2 separate regions of the Homo sapiens genome follow, and region 2 is linked to region 1. Evidence: read pairs that join two places in POLR2A ChIA-PET (ENCODE). Cell type or tissue: PC-9. All regions are shown on one strand. Links, peaks and the distances in the headings refer to the core of each region. The heading gives the core; the rest is flanking DNA. Region 1 overlaps SPATS2 (spermatogenesis associated serine rich 2). Region 2 holds the start of FAM186B (family with sequence similarity 186 member B).

Evidence for each region. Peaks named below come from ENCODE experiments on the same cell type or tissue, not always from the same donor. Only the 100,000 strongest peaks of a DNase experiment are listed, where the experiment ranks them.
Region 2: POLR2A ChIA-PET joins it to region 1 with 14 read pairs; 4 of 35 experiments call an interaction of 5 or more read pairs at or near these places.

What each region holds. Positions count from the first base shown.
Region 1 is chr12:49,511,472-49,521,018 of GRCh38, reverse strand. SPATS2 (spermatogenesis associated serine rich 2) reads right to left here. Exons shown (of 14, transcript NM_023071.4): 10 at 6,406-6,464; 11 at 1,837-1,946. Among named protein-coding and RNA genes, the nearest start is that of KCNH3, 23 kb to the left of the region's middle. RefSeq lists a silencer at 7,014-7,192. In PC-9, for the core only: CTCF peaks have their summits at 6,557 and 6,760 (motif pointing right); DNase peaks (open chromatin) are centred at 5,658 and 6,778.
Region 2 is chr12:49,602,422-49,611,968 of GRCh38, reverse strand. FAM186B (family with sequence similarity 186 member B) reads left to right here and starts at 6,330. Exons shown (of 7, transcript NM_032130.3): 1 at 6,330-6,587; 2 at 7,431-7,656; 3 at 8,602-8,784. The coding sequence starts at 6,492. In PC-9, for the core only: a CTCF peak has its summit at 1,899; no DNase peak of the experiment used is centred there.

The sequences.
Region 1 (9,547 bases), core at 977-8,976:
GGCCAGGCGTGGTGGCTCATGCCTGTAATCCCAGCACTTTGGGAGGCCAAGATGAGTGCATCACTTGGGGTCAGGGGTTCGAGACCAGCCTGGCCAACATGGTGAAACCCTGTCTCTACTAAAAATACAAAAATTAGCAGGGCGTGGTGACACATGCCTGTAATTCCAGCTATTTGGGAGGCTGAGGCACGAGAATCGCTTGAACCCAGGAGGTAAAGGTTGCAGTGAGTGGCGACAGCGCCACTGCACTCCAGCCTGGATGACAGAGCGAGACTCAAAAAAAAAAAAAAATTAAAAAGGTATAAATGTTGAACCCAAGTAATTGTTATAAATAGATTATAACAAACATCTCAAAGATAATTTTTCTCTATAAAATCAGAATTGGTCAACCAACTATTTACAGAAGACCAAGTACATGCCAAGGTGCTGTGCTAGGCACTTGGAGAGACAGGAGCTCCTGCCTGCCACTGTGAAGTTCACTATCTAGTGGGGAAGACAAAGTAACCAATGCACATAAAGTCATAACTACGCTCTGAAACCACAGAATGAGGAGATATGATGGGGAAGTCAGGAAGGATGAGGAGGTCAAGGGTGGTAACTGGGCCGGGCGCGGTGGCTCACACCTGTAATCCCAGCACTTTGAGAGGCCGAGGCGGGTAGATCACCTGAGGTCAGGAGTTCAAGACCAGCCTGGCCAACATCATGAAACCCCATCTCTACTAAAAGGATAAAAATTAGCCGCTGGGCGTGGTGGCTCATGCCCGTAATCCTAGCACTTTGGGAGGCTGAGGCAGGCAGATCACCTGAGGTTGAGAGTTTGAGACCAGCCTGACCAACATGGAGAAACCCCATCTCTACTAAAAATAAAAAAATTAGCTGGGCATGGTGGCGCATGCCTATAATCCTAGCTACTTGGGAGGCTGAGGCAGGAGAAGCGCTTGAACCGGGGAGGCGGAGGTTGCGGTGAGCTGAGATTGCGCTATTGCACTCCAGCCTGGGCAACAAGAGCGAAACTCCGAATCAAAAAAAAAAAAAAATTAGCCAGGCGTGGTGGCAGGCGCCTGTAATCCCAGCTACTCGGGAGGCTGGAGCAGGAGAATTGCTTGCACCTAGGAGGTGGAGGATGCAGTGAACCGAGATGGCACGCCATTGCACTCCAGCCTGGGTGACAGAGCGAGACTTTGTCTCAAAAAAAAAAAAAAAATAGTGGTAACTGTAGTTGGAGGCAGGGAGAAGAGCATTTGGACAGATGGAAAAGCAGGTGTGTCTGTGGAGTGTAGAAGCCTCCAGCCTCTGCTTGAGGGCAGAGGACCGGGGGGATGGTATGAACTGAGGGTAATGGCAGAGCAAGACTGCACAGTCCTTCAGACCGGATTAAGGATTATAGTATTCATCCTAAAAGCAACAGAAAGTTTGAAGCAGACTGCTGTAGTGTGGGGAACATACATGGAGGGTGGGGCGGGTGGGGCAGAGACAGAATGGATGAACAGAACCAGTTAAGAGGCTCTTACAGAAGTCCAGGCAAGAGATGGTGGTAACCTGATCATAATGGTGGTGGTGGAGATGAAGAGATAAGGTCAGATCTGAGATTTAGTCAAATGGATGGAGTGTGCTGACAGATTTAAGGTGGGAAATGGAGAAATTTCCTAAGGTTTCCAGCTGGGACAACTGGGTAGATGATAATACCACTTACAGAGAAAGGGACTTGGAAGAGGGCCAGGTTTGGGAAAGGAAGATCATGAGTTTAATATATTAGATATGGCCATGAATTATGAAAATTTCTTACTTTAGCCCCTGAGGATAAGAAGAAAGGCAGAAAGCAGAAAGAAGTTTTACCTTGATATCAGCTCTGAGCTCAACCAATTGCTGCTCTGACATTTGAACAGCCACATGAGTCATCTTCTTTAGAAGTTCAGCCTTCTTTTGTCGGCTGAGCAAAATTTCCACTGTAGAGGAAAAGTGAGTGTGAACCTTATGTTGCTGCTAAATAGGATAAAGAAGAACTAGAAATATAAGCCTTGCAGTAGGTATTTGGTCAGCCAAAGGCTTAGCTGCCTATCCACCCAGAAAATGAAAATATCAAAAGTCTGGTCTCTACCTTCCATTGGGTCTCTGAAGGCAGTTAAGTGGTAAATATTTTTTATAAATCACAAACACTCATAAATCATTGTTATTTCTCCTTCCAGTCAAAAAAATTTTATCAAGATGCATATAAATTAAAAAGGAAATATGTACACATAATAAAAAATATTCATCTAGAGTAAGTTGGGTATAAAATGAAAAGAGCATCTCTCTTATTTCTGATTTTGTGGTCTCCTCTCCAGGGGAAACGACTGTTCACCATTTCTTACGTACACATCCAAATATTGTGTATGTACATACAACATGCATACATATGTAGCTCTCTTTTTTCCCTTCTCACAAATGGAAGTATATCATACACATGGTCTTTCTTTTACCTTAGCTATTTTTACTTAATATATCTTTAAATTTATTCCCTATTAATACATCTGGATCACCTTCATTCTGTTTAACAGCCACCCAGTATGTGGATATACCACAATTATTTACCGAGTTCCCTAGTGATGGGTATTTAGATTGTTACACCCTTTTAAGAACCACCTTCTCTGGCATGCTTTCTGATATATAACTTGGATATGGTCATGGCAGAGAACATACAATAAAAATCTCCCAGAGAGACAGGGGCTACAGTGGAAACAAAACCAAAGAAATCCTCCCAGGAAGCAGATAAACCACCCAACGAATGTTCTCTACTACCAGGGAAGGGACTCTGCTATTCCTTCCCATCCAGCAAGATTTGATCATTGCTTTTCCAAGTGGGAATTTTTACTATAATTATCCTTTTCTTTCTCCAACTATGTAATATGGGAGAAGGGGGCATTTAGCCTTTCTTTTAATTTATGAGACCCCATCCTTGGAAGATCTGAAATCACTCTGAAGACCTGGCCTTTCAGCTGAATATTAACTAACTAGATGAGACTTTGGAGGTATTGCTATTGAGGAGGTGGTGAACATATTCTCATTTTGGAAAAAAGAGGGATACTGGGTAGTGGAGGACTGTAGCAAAGACCATTAGCTGATGGAACACAGTCTTTCCAACTACATTCAGGAACATTCAGGGCTATCAGAAATCCAATGTTGTTGGGTACCAACATAATTGGGTAAAAAAAAAATCTATATTTTCTGGCTTTGCTACAGATGAAACGGCCATGTGATATAGTTTCCCCATTGAGATATAAGCAGAACTCAAAGGGCAGGCTTTACAGGAAAGCGTTTTAAGGGAGTCTTAGCATGTAACGTTTTACTCCTTCTCGACTGGAGCCTAGGGAGTTGTCTTTTGACCATAAGCATACTCTCAGAATGGCTGGGCAGAAGAACAGAAGATCCTGGGTCCCTAATGTCATCTGGGAAATGTCCTGCCAGCCCTGGGTTGCTTACCTCTGTACTTTTCATTTTCTGAGAAAAAAGGACACTCACATTTATTTAGGCCACTCTGTTCCATGTAGTCAAACTCAATCCCTAACTGATATACATAGAATCCTGTAACACACTGAGGAATTAGCCAAATTCACGTCAGAAAAAAACAGAAGTTTTAAAGAGTTACACCAGGTATTACAGAGAGCTGGATGTATTTAGCAAGTTTACTCAGCCCAACTGCCACAGAGATGCACACATGGGCTGCCTAGACCCAAGTCACACTAATCAATCAGGGCCCACTTTCTCAGGAGTCAGGAGCATGCCTACAAAAGTTTCTTAACGCCAAAGCCCAACAGTTACAAATGATCTATTGGTTTAGGTCCCAAGATAAAACCTATTTGCCATTTGTATCAACTTCAGTTTCTCTCAGCTCTAGCATTCAGTGATTCTATGACAAAATTATAGCTCTCAAAATGGCAAAAATGAGGTGAATAAAAAGCTTTCTACACGTAACAGATAACTCATAGGACCTAATTATACAACACTGGAAAAGATTGAAATACTACAAACCTATCAGTTACTTAATAAAATTATAATATGTAAAAAACAAAAAGCAACTCTTGATAGCACTGGTAAATGAGTAATTACTCTTGATAGCATTGGTAAATGAGTAATATCATTGAGAACCAGGATTTTCAGGGAGAAAAGAGCTAAAGATATAAAACTGATGAAGTTAAGTAAAACTTTGAGCTCTGAATTTGATAAAATAAGATTGGCCACAAATTGATAATTGGTTGAAGCTGAGTGATGGGAATTTGTTACATTAGCCTCGCTATCTGAAATTTTCTTTTCTTTTCTTTTTTTTTTTTTAGTTTTGAGATGGAGTCTTGCTCTGTCGCTAGGCTGGAGTGCAGTGGCGCAATCTCGGCTCACTGCAACCTCTGCCCCCTGGGTTCAAGTGATTCTCCTGCCTCAGCCTCCCGAGTAGCTGGGACTACAGGCGCATGCCACCATGCCCAGCTAATTTTTGTATTTTTAGTAGAGACAGGGTTTCACCATGTTGGCCAGGATGGTCTTGATCTCTTGACCTCGTGATCAGCCCGCCTCGGCCTCCCAGAGTGCTGGGATTACAGGCGTGACCCACTGCACCCGGCCAAAATTTTCTATTAATATAAAAGATGTATTAATATTCTTAAAAGCACCTTCTTTTTTTTTAATTTCAAGACAGGGTCTTGCTCTATCGCCCAGGCTGGAGTACAGTGGTGCAATCACAGCTCACTGCAGCCTCGACCTCCTGGGCTCAAGTGATCCTTCCACCTCAGCCTCTCAACTAACTAGGACTACATGTAGCACATGACCCCATGCCTGATTTATATATATATATATATATATATATATATATATATATATATATTTTTTTTTTTTTTTTTTTTTTTTTTTTTGAGATGGAGTCTTGCTCTGTTGCCAGGCTGGAGTGCAGTGGCGCAATCTCGGCTCACTGCAACCTCTGCCCCCTGGGTTCAAGTGATTCTCCTGCCTCAGCCTCCCGAGTAGCTGGGACTACAGGCGTGTGCCACCATGCCCAGCTAATTTTTGTATTTTTAGTAGAGACGGGGTTTTATCATGTTGGCCAGGATGGCCTCGATCTCCTGACCTCGTGATCTGCCCGCCTCAGCCTCCCAAAGTGCTGGAATTACAGGCATGAGCCACTGCGCCCAGCCTTATTTCTTATTTTTTGTAGAGACGAGGTTTCACTATGTTGCCTAGGCTGGTCTCAAACTCCTGGGCTCAGGTGATCCGCCCAAAGTGCTGGGATTATATGCGTGAGCCACCACGCCTGGCCTAAAAGGACCTTCTTCTCAAAACTAAGAAATATGTCTTCTTAGTGGTTTTAGTTTATCTGCATTTCCATTTTCAAAAAGAGAATATACAGATAAAATAATGGACTGAAATGTCAAATTTAGAAACTCAAAATATATTGCTCAATGTAATGAAATCTCACCTCTGAAAAACAGTGGAAGGCATCTCTGCTACATTCTCAAATTTTCAAGTTAAAATGGACCAAAGCTGAAGTCATTTCAGTGCTTCAAAGCTGCATCCTCTGGCCCGTGACCACACACACAAGTGATTTAACTGTGAGTCATGATCTCGACCTAGCCCAGCATTTCTATTCTTACCAGTTTGGGGGTGGGTTAAAATAAACAACTTTCCTAATAATTAATCTGGCGTTCAATGCAGGAAGATAAAACCTGCCACCGAAATGCCTCAAATCAATGCCATTGTACAAGTTGCAGTTGGTATTCCCTTGTCTTCGTGTAGCTGTGTATGTTTAACCTAACACTTAACAGAAATGATCAAAAAATAGGTATCTGTTTTTTCTGTACAAAACCCCACAAATCACCAAAGTTAGACTTCATTCCTCCAGAATCTATTTTAGTAAGCTTTCAAGAAACCTGGTATCTTGAACCCTCAATTCTCTAACTTTTCCCCTACCCATTGATAACAGACACTGAGTGAAGACTGTTCTATAAACTGAGAAAACAAAGAAAGTTCTGAGATAGGTAATGATAGGAGTATACACATACAATCGTAGGCAACCTAATGAAGTCTTCTCTGATTATGCTAAAGGTTTTTTTCCAAGTAGAAAAAATCCCAGTGGAATTGCTTAAACACTAGAGGAAGAAACAAAATAAAATAAAAACCTGGTGGCAGATACCGTGATGCAGTCTCTTATACACTGAACTCTGCATTCAAAATATTAAGATTTGGAAATATTTTTAAAACAGGCTCTTTAAAGTTATTTCACCTGAAAGGATTCATATGCCAGTACAGTGCAACTGCTTAAGATTATTTAAATATATAAACTCTTATTATGGTATTTATATGGAACTTTTGTTATAAGGGTTGGGAAGTAGGTACCTACTATTTATGAAGGTAATAGCTTTAATTAAAGATCAATCATCTTACTTGCTTCAGCTTTCACTTTGTCCATTTCAGCAAGCAACGCCACTTCTCGATCCATTAAACTAGGAAAAGATGACAAAGGAATAAAAAGTTTGATCAGAAACTCAAATACAAAATTAGCACATTATTAATAGTAAAGAAAGACCAGTGAGTTTGTTTGCTAAAAGCATACTAAAAAATAATATTGTATGGATCACATACAAATTCTGATGTCTTACTCTCAACAAAGAATATTTTAAGATTTTCCCATAAATAAAATAAATAGACCCAATTCCCTTTTATATTGCAATATTGGTACATTGCAGCAGTACACCAATTGTAGACGTCTAAGAGTTGAGAACCAGCAGATGGCAGTAGCAAGCTACAAAACACATTTTTTAGTAAGCTGTGCTAAAGCAAAAGTCCGTGTGGAAATTACTTACTTAACCATGTATGTACTCACATACTTTTTTTTTTTTTTTTGAGACGGAGTCTCGCTGTCTCCTAGGCTGGAGTGCAGTGGCGCGATCTTGGCTCACTGCAAGCTCCGCCTTCCGGGTTCACGCCATTCTCCTGCCTCAGCCTCCCGAGTAGCTTGGACTACAGGCGCCCGCCACCACGCTCGTCTATTTTTTTTGTATTTTTAGTAGAGATGGGGTTTCACCGTGTCAGCCAGAATGGTCTCGATCTCCTGACCTCGTGATCCGCCCGCCTCGGCCTCCCAAAGTGCTGGGATTACAGGTGTGAGCCACCGCGCCCGGCCTGTACTCATACTTTTTATATTTATATTTTGGTCTATAAAATTTGATGGCCTTGCATCTAATTAATTTTTACCAAGCAATATCCCCACTAGGGCATAGTAAATTTATCCATGATTAGGACTTGTATGTCTTCAACAGCTGACCATGGTTGCACCAAGTCCACTTACATTTTAGTACTTAGAATGCAAAGTAGTCAAAAGATAGACATATAGTGTGCTAGTTTCTGAGAAACACATAATAGTAACTAGGAAGGATGGAATTACAGATTTCTGGTAGGCTTTTTACAGAAAAAGAACATTAAATAGGCAATTAGAATTTTTTCCACTGCAAATATAAATGGTTTATAGGCACATAAAGCTTTTCCATGTTGTTATAAAAGAGCCCACAGCCTTCAATGTATAAGGAGACAGTAGTACCCTAGTATTCAACCTCTGGATGAAAATAATTTTCCTTACCATATCGGTTTTGCTTTGTGGTGGCAAAAAGAAAAAAAAATCTAGAATGTTAATACTTGCACAAACATGCAATGTTCCAACTTTCTTCAAATTTGGAGTTCATTCTGATTTCTCCTTTTGAAGGGGAATATAACTACAGGGTAAATAAAAGTTCCACTCTTGTTTCTGGTTGTAATCACACTCAAACACACACACACACACACACACACACTCTTTCTCTCTCGCTCTAATTCAATTTAGCTCAATACATAGTTATGTTAGCACAAAGTAGTTAATGTGGAGACTATAGTGTGAGACATACAAAAATGTCTAAGGCAGGGTCATTTCCTCAAGGAGCAAATCTTTTATAGGGAAGTGCCAGAGAACATAGGTTTGATAATCGTTACGCATGATGTTAATAAACAGACTTGTAACTAAACAAATTTGGTTGACATATTAATCCAAAAGCATCAAACTGGAGAGAAGATACAATTATTGTGGGGTAGCAATACTTTGCTAAGAAAGCATTTCCCAAACCTTGGCAATATTTTGCTCCAAGAACTCTAGCAGCATTGGAATACCTAAAAGACAAAACAAAAGCACAACTGAGACAGGAGCTGCCAGGCCTACAGTTTGACATTACCTCTCTTATGTTGCCAAATCACCTTAAGATGCAGACGCTGTGTCCATCAGATGACAAATCCTTTTTCTCTGACAAAGCTTGTAAAATATTTATTAAAAGACTACAGCAAACAAGTAAGCCTTTTGCAGCTTACAATCTATTATGAGAAGTAGAATGTCAGATGACACTTTTAGCAAGGTCTGCATCAACACAATCAGGCTTTTTTGTGGAAATTTGTGCTAGTACATTCTGATAGCATTTTTTTTTCCCTGTGAGAATCACTAGTGTTCATTTAAATAAACTTTGTTTTTGATTAACTCGGTGATCACAAGAAATTCATAGGACTGTGCATGGACAACCATATAACCCCTCCATTAAAAAAAAACTAGCTTATAATATATCCAGCTACCATGTACCCACAAAAATTAAAATTAAAATACATATATTAGCTTATGTTTTCATGCCAAAAAACAATGAAAAGCAGTAAGAACTTCTGTTTCTTTTTGTTTGTTGTTTGTCATGTTGCCATCTATTGATAACATCTAGTGAAAAGTCCTATGATGTCAGCCCAGGGTTAAACAAGAGAATCTACTAGTTAACTGATGCTGATATATTTCTCAGAGAAAAGGTTGATCAGCACTTATAATTCTCCATTAAAATTTTTACATCTTTAAAATACAAAAATGAATGTCAAAATTTAATAGTAAATTTCTTATTAAAAGCACATCAAAAAAGTAAATTATATAATGGCATTATAGTTGTATAGAAGAATGACCTATTTTTAGGTTATTTATGCTAAAGCATTTAGGGGTGACATGTCATCTACATCTGCAAATTCCAAATGGTTCCACCAAAATATTATACACACACACAGCAAATACACTGTCATTATACCATCCTTTCAACTTTTCTATATATCTGAAAGTTTTAATAATAAAAAGTTAGTGAAATGTTGGCATCACAAAATAAATGGAGAAGGTGGGACAAGTTCAAAGTGGAAAGTAGGTTAGGTGTAAGGATAACAACATAGGCATTTTTTACAATTAAAAACAATAATCTATTGTAACACAACTTTTAACACAGAAACTTAAGCTAAAGTTTTCCATCTGTTTCTGAGCTAAACAATGGTTCCAGTATGTATGTGTGGCCAAGAGGTTCAAAAGTACCTGTGGTGTGAGGTAATGGTTTTTAGATGCCAGAAAGGCAAGCAATGAGTCCTCCCAGAGAGTGATGAAAGGCTCATTCAGACTCTCTATTACCTTGCTCACTCCAATACCTCAGGGTACTAAGCTTCTCTCAAGGCTTTCTTGAATGGAAATATGCCATAATAAGCACCAAGCATCTGGCAG
Region 2 (9,547 bases), core at 675-8,674, 91 kb before region 1:
GTAAGGCTAGTTTAGTGGTAACAAATTCCCTTAGCACGCTTGTCTGGAAAAGCTTTTATTTCTCCTTCAACTATGAAGTTTATTTATTTTATTTTATTTTATTTTATTTTTCAGATGGAGTTTCGCTCTTTCGTCATGCTGGAGTGCAGTGGCATGATCTCAGCTCACTGCCACCTCCGCCTCCCAGGTTCAAGCGATTCTCCTGCCTCAGCCTCCCAAGTAGCTGGGACTACAGGTGCATGCCACTGTGCTCAGCTAATTCTTGTATTTTTAGTAGAGACGGGGTTTCACTGTGTTAGCCAGGATGGTCTCGATCCCCTGACCTCGTGATCCACCCGCCTCGGCCTCCCAAAGTGCTGGGATTACAGGTGTGAGCCACTGCGCCCGGCCTACATTTTTATTTATTTATTTTTTTGAGACACAGTCTTGCTCTGTTGCCCAGGCTGAAGTGCAGCAGTGCAGTCTCAATTCACTGCAATCTCAGCCTCCTGGGTTCAAGCAATTCTAATGCCCCAGTCTCCTGAATAGCTGGGACTACAGGTGCATGCCACCACGCCTGGCTAATTTTTGTATTTGTATTTGTATTTTTTTATTTTGAAATGAAGTCTTGCTCAGTCGTCCAGGCTGGAGTGCAGTGGTGGGATCACAGCTCACTGCAACCTCTGCCTCCCAGGTTCAAGCAATTCTCCTGCCTCAGCCTCCTGAGTAGCTGGGATTACAGGCACCCACCACCATGCCTGTCTAATTTTTGTATTTTTAGTAGAGATGGGGTTTCACCATGTTGGCCAGGCTGGTCTTGAACTCCTGACTTCAGATGATCCACCTGCCTCAGCCTCCCAAAGTGCTAGGATTACAGGCATAAACCACTGTGCCTGGCCTAATTTTTTTTTTAGTAGAGACAACGTTTCACCATGTTGGTCAGGCTGGTCTCGAACTCCTGGCCTCAAGTGATTCGCCCGCCTTGGCCTCTCAAGTGCTGGGATTACAGGCATGAACCACTGTGCCTGGCCTTGTTCATTTTTAAAAATTACCTTTTTTATATATTTGTCTGACTAGGTTAGTTCAAAAGACCAAACTTCAAGCTCCAAAATTCTTTCTTCTCATGGTCCAGTCATTGATAAAGCTTTCAATTGTATTTTGAAATTCTTTAAGTGAGTTTTTCTTTTTTTTTTTTTTTTTGAGATGGAGTCTTGCTCTGTCGCCCAGGCTGGAGTGCAGTGGCGCAATCTTGGCTCACTGCAAGCTCTGCCTCCCGCGTTCACGCCACTCTCCTGCCTCAGCCTCCTGAGTAGCTGGGACTACAGGCGCCCACGACCGTGTCCGGCTAGTTTTTTGTATTTTTAGTAGAGACGGGGTTTCACCATGTTAGCCAGGATGGTCTCAGTCTCCTGACCTCATGATCCGCCCGCCTCGGCCTCCCAAAGTGCTGGGATTACAGGCGTGAGCCACCACGCCCAGCCTGTTTTTCAATTCCAGAAGCTCTGACTGATTTATTTTCAAGATGTTTATCTATTCCTTCATTTTGTGGATTGCTTTAGAAGTTTCTTTAGGTTGATGTTCAACCTTGTCTTGGATCTTGTTGAGTTTCCTAGCAATCCATGCTTTGAATTCTTTATCTGTCATTTCTGAGTTTCAATTTTGGTTAAGGACTAGACATCTAGTGCGATCCTTTGGTGGTGTCACTACATTCAGATTTTTCATGGTGCCAGAATTCTTGCTTTGGTTCTTTCTCATCTGGAGATGCTGGCAATTCTAATTTGTGTGTGGGGGGACAGAATTTTTTTCTTTTTATTTCTTTCCCTATAATATCGGTTTTTTTTTTTTTTCCACCTTCCCTTTCCCTCTCCCCTGCCTAGGGGGTAATGACTGTAGAGAATATTAGATTGGGTCTTTTGGCTTTGCTTCTATAGCCTTGTATACTATCAGCAGATTTTATATTGGGTTGTGTGGTTTGATGTACAGGCCAGTAGATGGCACTTATAAGTAAGAGCCAGCTGTGGCCAGCGTGGCTGGGTATATTCTTGATCCTTGTTTACTGGCAGAAGCTCTCTGTTGCCTCAGGCAATGGGCTGATCCATGGAATGCACAGTGGCTTGAGCTCCCTGCTCAGTCCCAGGAGGTAAGATGAGTGGGGCTGGACCAGAGCAGGCCTGTCTACAGGTCCCTCAATGGCAGGCACAGCACCAACACCAAGGGAGAATCCAGTGGGCTGCCACCCAGTGCCCAGAGGTGTTGCTAGTTGTTGAGTTGGGAAACCTCCTTGGCCCCAAGTTCTATGCACAAGGAACCAGGGTGGCCTAAACTCCTAATCCAGGAGAGTGCATGCTCCAGGTGTCTGAGTGTGGAATGCAGAGGGCACTGCTGCACCACAATCTCTACACAGGGAGGGTGGGGTGGCAGGCTGCTAATTCATGTGAACGGATGCTCCGACTGCCTAGAGATCTGTCTGGGCATGGGGTGGATAGGGTGCCTCTTCACCATGGTCTCTATACAGGAAGGGTGTGCCAACTCAGACTGCAAATGCAGGCAAGCAGGTGCTCCAAATTCCTGAAGATCTGCCTGGGTGTGGAGCAGAGTGAGCCCCACTTCACTAGAGTGTCTGCACAGGAAGGATAGGGCAGCTCAGGCTGCTGATCTGGGTGAGTGGGTGCTCCAAATGCCTGGAGATCTCCCTGAGTGTTGAGCTGAGAGGGCCCCACTGCACCATGATCTCAGGAGAACAGTCTAGCATACCAAGCAATAACTCACTCAGACCAGTCCACAGGTCACCAAGCTGACCCTGGTTGCATCTTGTTGCCTAGGAGAAACCACAGCTGTAGCAGTCCCTTTCCCACCCCAGTCCTGTGACAGGGAAGAGCACATTGCCAGCACCTACTGCAAGGTGCTTTCTACAATTCTGGCTGTAGAAACCTCTATGCACCTCGAGAGCAGGCACTCCAATCTCTGGCCCAAGACTAAAATGCCTGTGTGGCCACGCTACTGTGTCGCCAAAGAATGACTAACTTTGTATGCCTGGATTAAAAGTGGCATCCTGGGCCTGGGAAATGCCTACAGCTTTTCCCAGTGTCTTTCCTTCTCAGTGTCTCCAAATATCTTCTCAAGTTACCTCCAGGACTTGGGAGAAACAAAGTGCTCTCCCTTGGCCTCTGTTGCTTGTATCTCCAGTGGAAAGGGCACTTTCCCAAAGTGCCCTTTCCACTGGATGGAAAGAGCCTGTCTGCCTCTCTCATGTACTGGGGCTTCACTCACTTTTATGAGCCAAATGCCATCACGGGGGCTGTTTGCCTTTGTTTTCCTCCCTGAGACCTAGGGTGTTCTTCATGATTCTGTTGGATTCCCATTTTCTTTCTTGAATTAAAGCCCACAGAGTTGATCTTTATGCACTACCTTGCAATTTCCAAGTGACTGAGGCACACTAACAGCCCCAAATCTGCCATCTTGGGGAAAAAAAAGGTTTTTGGTTTTTTTTTTTTTTTTGGAGACGGAGTCTTGCTCTGTCACTCAGGCTGGAGTACAGTGATATGATCTCAGCTCACTGCAACCCAGGACTCCTGGGTTCAAGCAATTCTCCTGCCTCAGCTTCCAGAGTAGCTGGGATTACAGGTGCACACCACCACACCCAGCTAATTTTTATGTTTTTAGTAGAGACAAGGTTTCACCATGTTGGCCAGGCTCATCTTGAACTCCTGACCTCAAGTGATCCACCCGCCTCAGGCTCCCAAAGTGCTGGGATTACAGGCATGAGCCACCGCACCCGGCCAACTTTTTTTTTTTTTTTAAGGTATGAAGTCTTGCTAAGTTGCCCAGGCTGGACTTCAGCTCCTGCAGTCAAGCAATCCTCTTGTTTCAGCCTCCCAATCAATTCATTTTCTTTTATGTCTATATTTGTGAGCAATATTAGTCTGTAGTACTTTTTTTTCTTTTCTTGTCATGTTTTTCTGGTTTTGGTACCAAGATAATGCTAACCTCAGCTGGGTGCGGTGGCTGATGCCTGTAATCCCAGCACTTTGGGAGGCCAAGGTGGGTGGATCACCTGGGGTCAGGAGTTTGAGAGCAGCCTGACCAACATGGTGAAACCCCATCTCTACTAAAAATACAAAAATTAGCTGCGCGTGGTGGCACGCACCTGTAGTCTCAGCTGCTAGGGAGGCTGAGGTGGGAGAATCACTTGAACCCAGGAGGTGGAGGTTGCAGTGAGCCGAGATCACGCCACTGCACTCTGGCCTGGGCAACAGAGTAAGACTCTGTCTCAGAAAAAATTAAAAAATAAAATAAAAATAATGCTAACCTCATAAAATGATTTGAGAAGTGTTCTTTACTATTCAATTTTTTGAAAGAGTTTTTATAGAACCGTATCTTTTTTTTCTTAAATGTTTGGCAGAACTCACCAATTAAACTATCTGGGGCTGGAGTTTTCTTTGAGGGAAAGGTTTTTTATATTATGAATCCAATTTCTTTAGTAGATTTACGGATATTCAAAGCTTTTTTTTTCTTTAGTGAGCATCGATAGGTTACGTATGTTAAAGAATTTGCCCATTTCATCTAATTTACCAACTTTATTGGCATAAAGGTTTTTCATATTGCTCTCTCATATTATTCCCACTGTAGAGTCTGTAGTCTCTTATTCTTCATATTGTTAGCTTGTCTTCTCTCTTTTCTTCCTGGTAAATATGGCTAGAGTTTTATCAATTGCATTAATCTTTTCAAAACATCAGATTTTAGTTGCATTGATTTTCTTCTATTTTTGTTTGTTTTCTATTGGTCTCTATTCTTATTCTTATTATTTCCTTCCTTCTGCTTATTTTGGGTTTTTTTGTTCTTCCTTTTCTAGTTTTTTCCTCTAAGCACTGATTTGGCAGCATCCTCAAAATTGTGATATGTTTCTATTTTTGCTCGGTTCAAAGTATTTCATAACTTTCCCTGTGATTTCTTTTTTGACTCAGGGTTATATGGAAGTATGTTGCTTAATTTGTAAAATATTTGGGAATTTTCCAAAGATCTCTCAATTATTGATTTATAGTTTAATACCATAGTGGTCAGAGAACATATTTTGTATTATTTTAGACTTCTTAGGGTAATTGATACTTGTTTTATGGCCCAAATTATGGTTTATATGATCATTGTTCCATATGCGTAGGGAATAATATGTGTCCTGTTGTTGGGTGAAGTGTTCTATGACTGTCAATGGAGTCAAGTTGGTTGATAGTATTTTTCAAAACCTCTATACTTTTTATTTTTTGCTACTTCTATCAACTCCTGCAAGAGAAGTGCTGGAATCTCCAACTATAATTTTGGATTTACCTATTCCTCCTTTCAGTTCTGGAAGCTTTTTACTTCATGTATTTTGAAGCAATGTTATTAGGTATATACACATTTAGAATTATGTTCTCCTTATTAATTGACATCTTTAGCATTATGGGATGTTCCTCCCTCTGTATGTTTGTGTGTGTGTGTGTGTGTGTGTGTGTGTGTGTGTGTGTGTCAGGGTATCTATCACCTAGGCTGGGGTGTAGTGGCGTGAACATGGCTCACTGCAGCCTTGACCTCCTGGGCTCAAGTGATCCTCCCATCTCAACCTCTCAAGTAGTTGGGATCCCAGGCATGCGCCACCATGCCTGGCTATTTTTTAAATTTTTTTGTAGAGCTAGGCTCTCACCATGTTGCCCAGGCTGGTCTCAAACTCCTGGGCTCAAGTGATCCTCCCACCTCAGCCTCCCAAATTGTTGGGATTACAGGCGTGAGCCACTGAGCCTGGCTTCCATTTGGTTATTGATTGGCTCTAATTTTTACAAATTTAAAATATTTTATTCAGGAAAATAACTTTTGCTAATTGCTTTTTCTTATTTGTAGACATTAATGTTTTGTTTGGGAGCATAACATTTAGTAATTTTTAAAAAGCAACAAGTAGGCCGGGCACGGTGGCTCACACCTGTAATCCCAGCACTTTGGGAGGCTAAGGTGGGTGGATCACGAGGTCAGGAGATCGAGACCATCCTCGCTAACACAGTGAAACCCCGTCTTTACTAAAAATACAAAAAATAAATTAGCCAGGCGTGGTGGCACGCACCTGTAATCCCAGCTACTCAGGAGGCTGAGCCAGGAGAATCACTTGAACCCAGGAAGTGGAGGTTGCAGTGACCGAGATCACACCACTGCACTCCAGCCTGGGCTACAGAGGGAGACTCCGTCTCAAAAAAAAAAAAAAAAAAAGAAAAGGCAACAAGTCAAGTAAATATATGTTAGGTAATGGACAAAAAGCTAGATAGTGGGGAGTCTCATCTCCTAATTCTTCTAATCAAACTGATGATGTCACTGGGGAAAAGAGGATCAGTTGGAACCTGGTGTTTGGCAGTTACCAGAGGAGCTGTGCCTGGGCAGAGGGTACCCAGGAGACACCCTGGTGCCCTTAACCTCCAAAGCAGGCAACATTGTGTGTCCAGGCCTGTGGACCAGAAACACAGGATGTTTTGTGACTGACAGAGTGATCCAAAATGGAGAAGGATGACCCCCCACAGTTGGTGACTCCCACATCAGTGAAAGCCATCATCCTGAGGATTGAGGCTGCCCAGCTAACTCGGGCTCAAGAGGTAGCCCCTGAGATGAAGGAATCACTCTTACATTGGGATCTGATGCGGAGACTGGGGGCTGATCCCAGGTTTGAGTGAGATTCCAGCTCTGGGTCCTCAGAGGCCCTGGGATATTCAGCAACCTGGGTCTGCAGACAGATTAGTATAAATTATCTCTCTCCTAAACTTGGCATATACAGGGTGAGCTGAAAGCAACCACCCGCCTGAGGCAGGGCTGGGGCCCGGGAAGGGGGCAGGAAGCTCGAGGATAGCCCTGAGGCACATCGTGGTGGTGTGGTGGGTTTTAGAGGGCAGGAGAAAGGACCCAGAATCTGTTCTTGGCAACCCTCCAGAATCCCCCAAGCTGAGCCCAGGAAGTTCATAGGGGTTGGGGAAATGTCCAAAGGCTCAAATCACCCTGTACACGAGGCTCTAGTACATTTTTTACTTGAGCCTCTGATCCTAGAGTTTCTTGGGGCCTCACTTTTCCAAGCTTCTGTTGCCTGTGGATCCTTGTGAGGAAAGACATCCAGAAACCCCCAGCAACCTCTGAAATTCTAAAGAAATGTTTGCTGTGGGGTTTTGGTGTTCTATACTTTCTTGACCTTCTTAATAATCACAATGATAATAAAAGCTACCACTTTTGTGTAATGTGCCAGGTACTATTAAAAGCACTTTAAAATATTTAATTCATTTAATCCTTACAGAAACCCTGTGACATAGGTACTATAATGATTCCCACTTTAAATATAAGAAAACTGAGACCCAAAGAGGCTAAGCGACTTGTCCAAGGTCACGCTGCTAGCATGTGGCTTCTGGCTCAAGTCCACAGCCCTAACACTACAATCTGCTGCTTCTCTATAGGATATTTCTACCCAGCTCTCAGACATTTTGGACAATGTCAATTGTGTCATCAACCGCTTCCAGGAAGAATTAGGATATGATTTAAAAGAAAATGCCAAATCTCAGCAGAGAGATCCAAAGGGCAAGAAGAGATTCATCTTGCTGGAAAAAATTGCCTCCTTCTCCAAAGATGCTATGATGAAGGAGAAGCACCTGTATGACATTCTCCGCTGGCTGGGTGACTGGGGTGAGTTTGCAGGCTGGGCACCGTGCCTCCTCTGGGAGGGGAGTGTGGGTGGCGAGCACAGGGACAGCACAGGACACATCCCCTTCTCCAGTGAAGCATTCCACCACTCGTGTCACAGCACATCACCTCCATGCTCCTGAGGGGCAGACACAGAAGTGTCCAAACATCACAGATCATGACATTAGCTGAATATATGATGAAGCCTAAGTCACGGGTCCATTATGACATCTCATTTTTGTGCAGGATAGAAACTAAATTCAAACCCACATTAGCTATTTTATAGAGCACCCCTGGGTGATATTCAAAGCACTGAATGACCTTTACTGCATGGGCCCTGATGCCAGCTGTGAGCAACTGGTGCAGCCATTTGGGTGTGGGCCAGCTGCATTAAACCCTAAAGCTAAGTGCTACCCCCCACTCAGCTCAGAGTCATCCCATCACAGGACCTGTGTGCTGTGTGCTGGATGCTCCAGTGTTGGAAGAAGATGGTATTGGTATGTGCCCTGCCCCCTGCATACTACCCCATGCTTGGAAGCTCTTAGTTCAGTGGTCCCTCAGCTGCCCTCAAGACTGACAGAGCTGTTGATTCTGCTTAATTAATTCAGTTGTCCAGATGTTGGACTAGGCAATCGGCATAGAGCAGTAACAAGTCAGATACCTCCCTGCTGTACAGACAATACTATTTAATGTCCATTGTGAATTTCTACATGGCAGGCCTCATGTTAACTGTTCCACATGTATTATCTCATTTAATCTTCACGCAGTTCTTTTATAGGGAAGGAAACTGAGGCTCAGGGGGATAAGTGACTTGCCCAACATCACATAGCTAGTAAGAGGTAAAATCAATGTGACTTCACAGCTGCTGGAACCCCTGTGCTATAGGGCTGTCTGTGTCCCCCTGGAGGACAGACTGCTCTCAGCCTGCACCTCCCATCCCTTCTCCAGGTGACACTCTGACCTATGAGATTGGGCCCAGGAAGAGTGAAGAGGAAGCAGCAGCTCTGGACGAATGGATTGAAGTGACGGAGAAAGTGTTACCGCTGTCCCTCATTGCCACCAAAAGAGGCATCGAGTCACTCACTGCCCTTTGCTCCACTCTCATTGAAGGACAAAAGAAAAGGTCACAAGGTAGGTTCTAGGAGCACCTGGCCAGGGAGCTAGGTGGGGACGGGGTGGAGCCATGGCAGGGGAAGTCAGAGGCTGGGCCTGGGGTCTTTCTGATTCTCCTCCATCACAGAAGTTTGATTTGAGATGGATGGGCAGTGGTGAGGGGCTGAGGGTTGAGCCCAGGCCAAGCACTGAGCAGCTCTGAGCTGTCCTTCAGCGCTAAGGGAGGTGTGATGTGGAGACAGGTCTCTGGTGTGCTCACTGGAGCTGTGGCCTCACGTAGGTTCTGAGGAACAAAGCTGGGAGGCCAGGAGGGCTAGAGTTAGCAGCTAGAACCTGCGGGCCATCCTATTCTCACTCCAAACCCAGCAACAGAGCTAGGAAGGTTGGGGAGGCTCAGCTAGAGGCTGCTGCAGAGGTGGTCCATCAGCAAATAGCTGAACCTTGGCTTTTTACTCCCATCAACATTAGGAGAACCTGATATTATCGAACTCATACATTTTGTAGATGAGAACATTGAAGCTCAGAGAAGAGAAGGGAGCACAAGGAAAGGCTGTGGCCCCACACATAGGTTTTCTGGCTTCTTAATCTCACTCAAGAGTTTGAATTGCATCTCTGTCAATTTCTGGTTGTATCACTTTGGGCAAGGACTTCATCTCTCTGAGCCTCAGTTTCCTCATATATAAACAGAAGAGGATACTGCCTAGCTCCAGGTTTGTGGGGAGGCTTCCACACAGTGTGAGGTGTCTGACACCATGCTTGGAACATGCTCAGGGCTTAATTA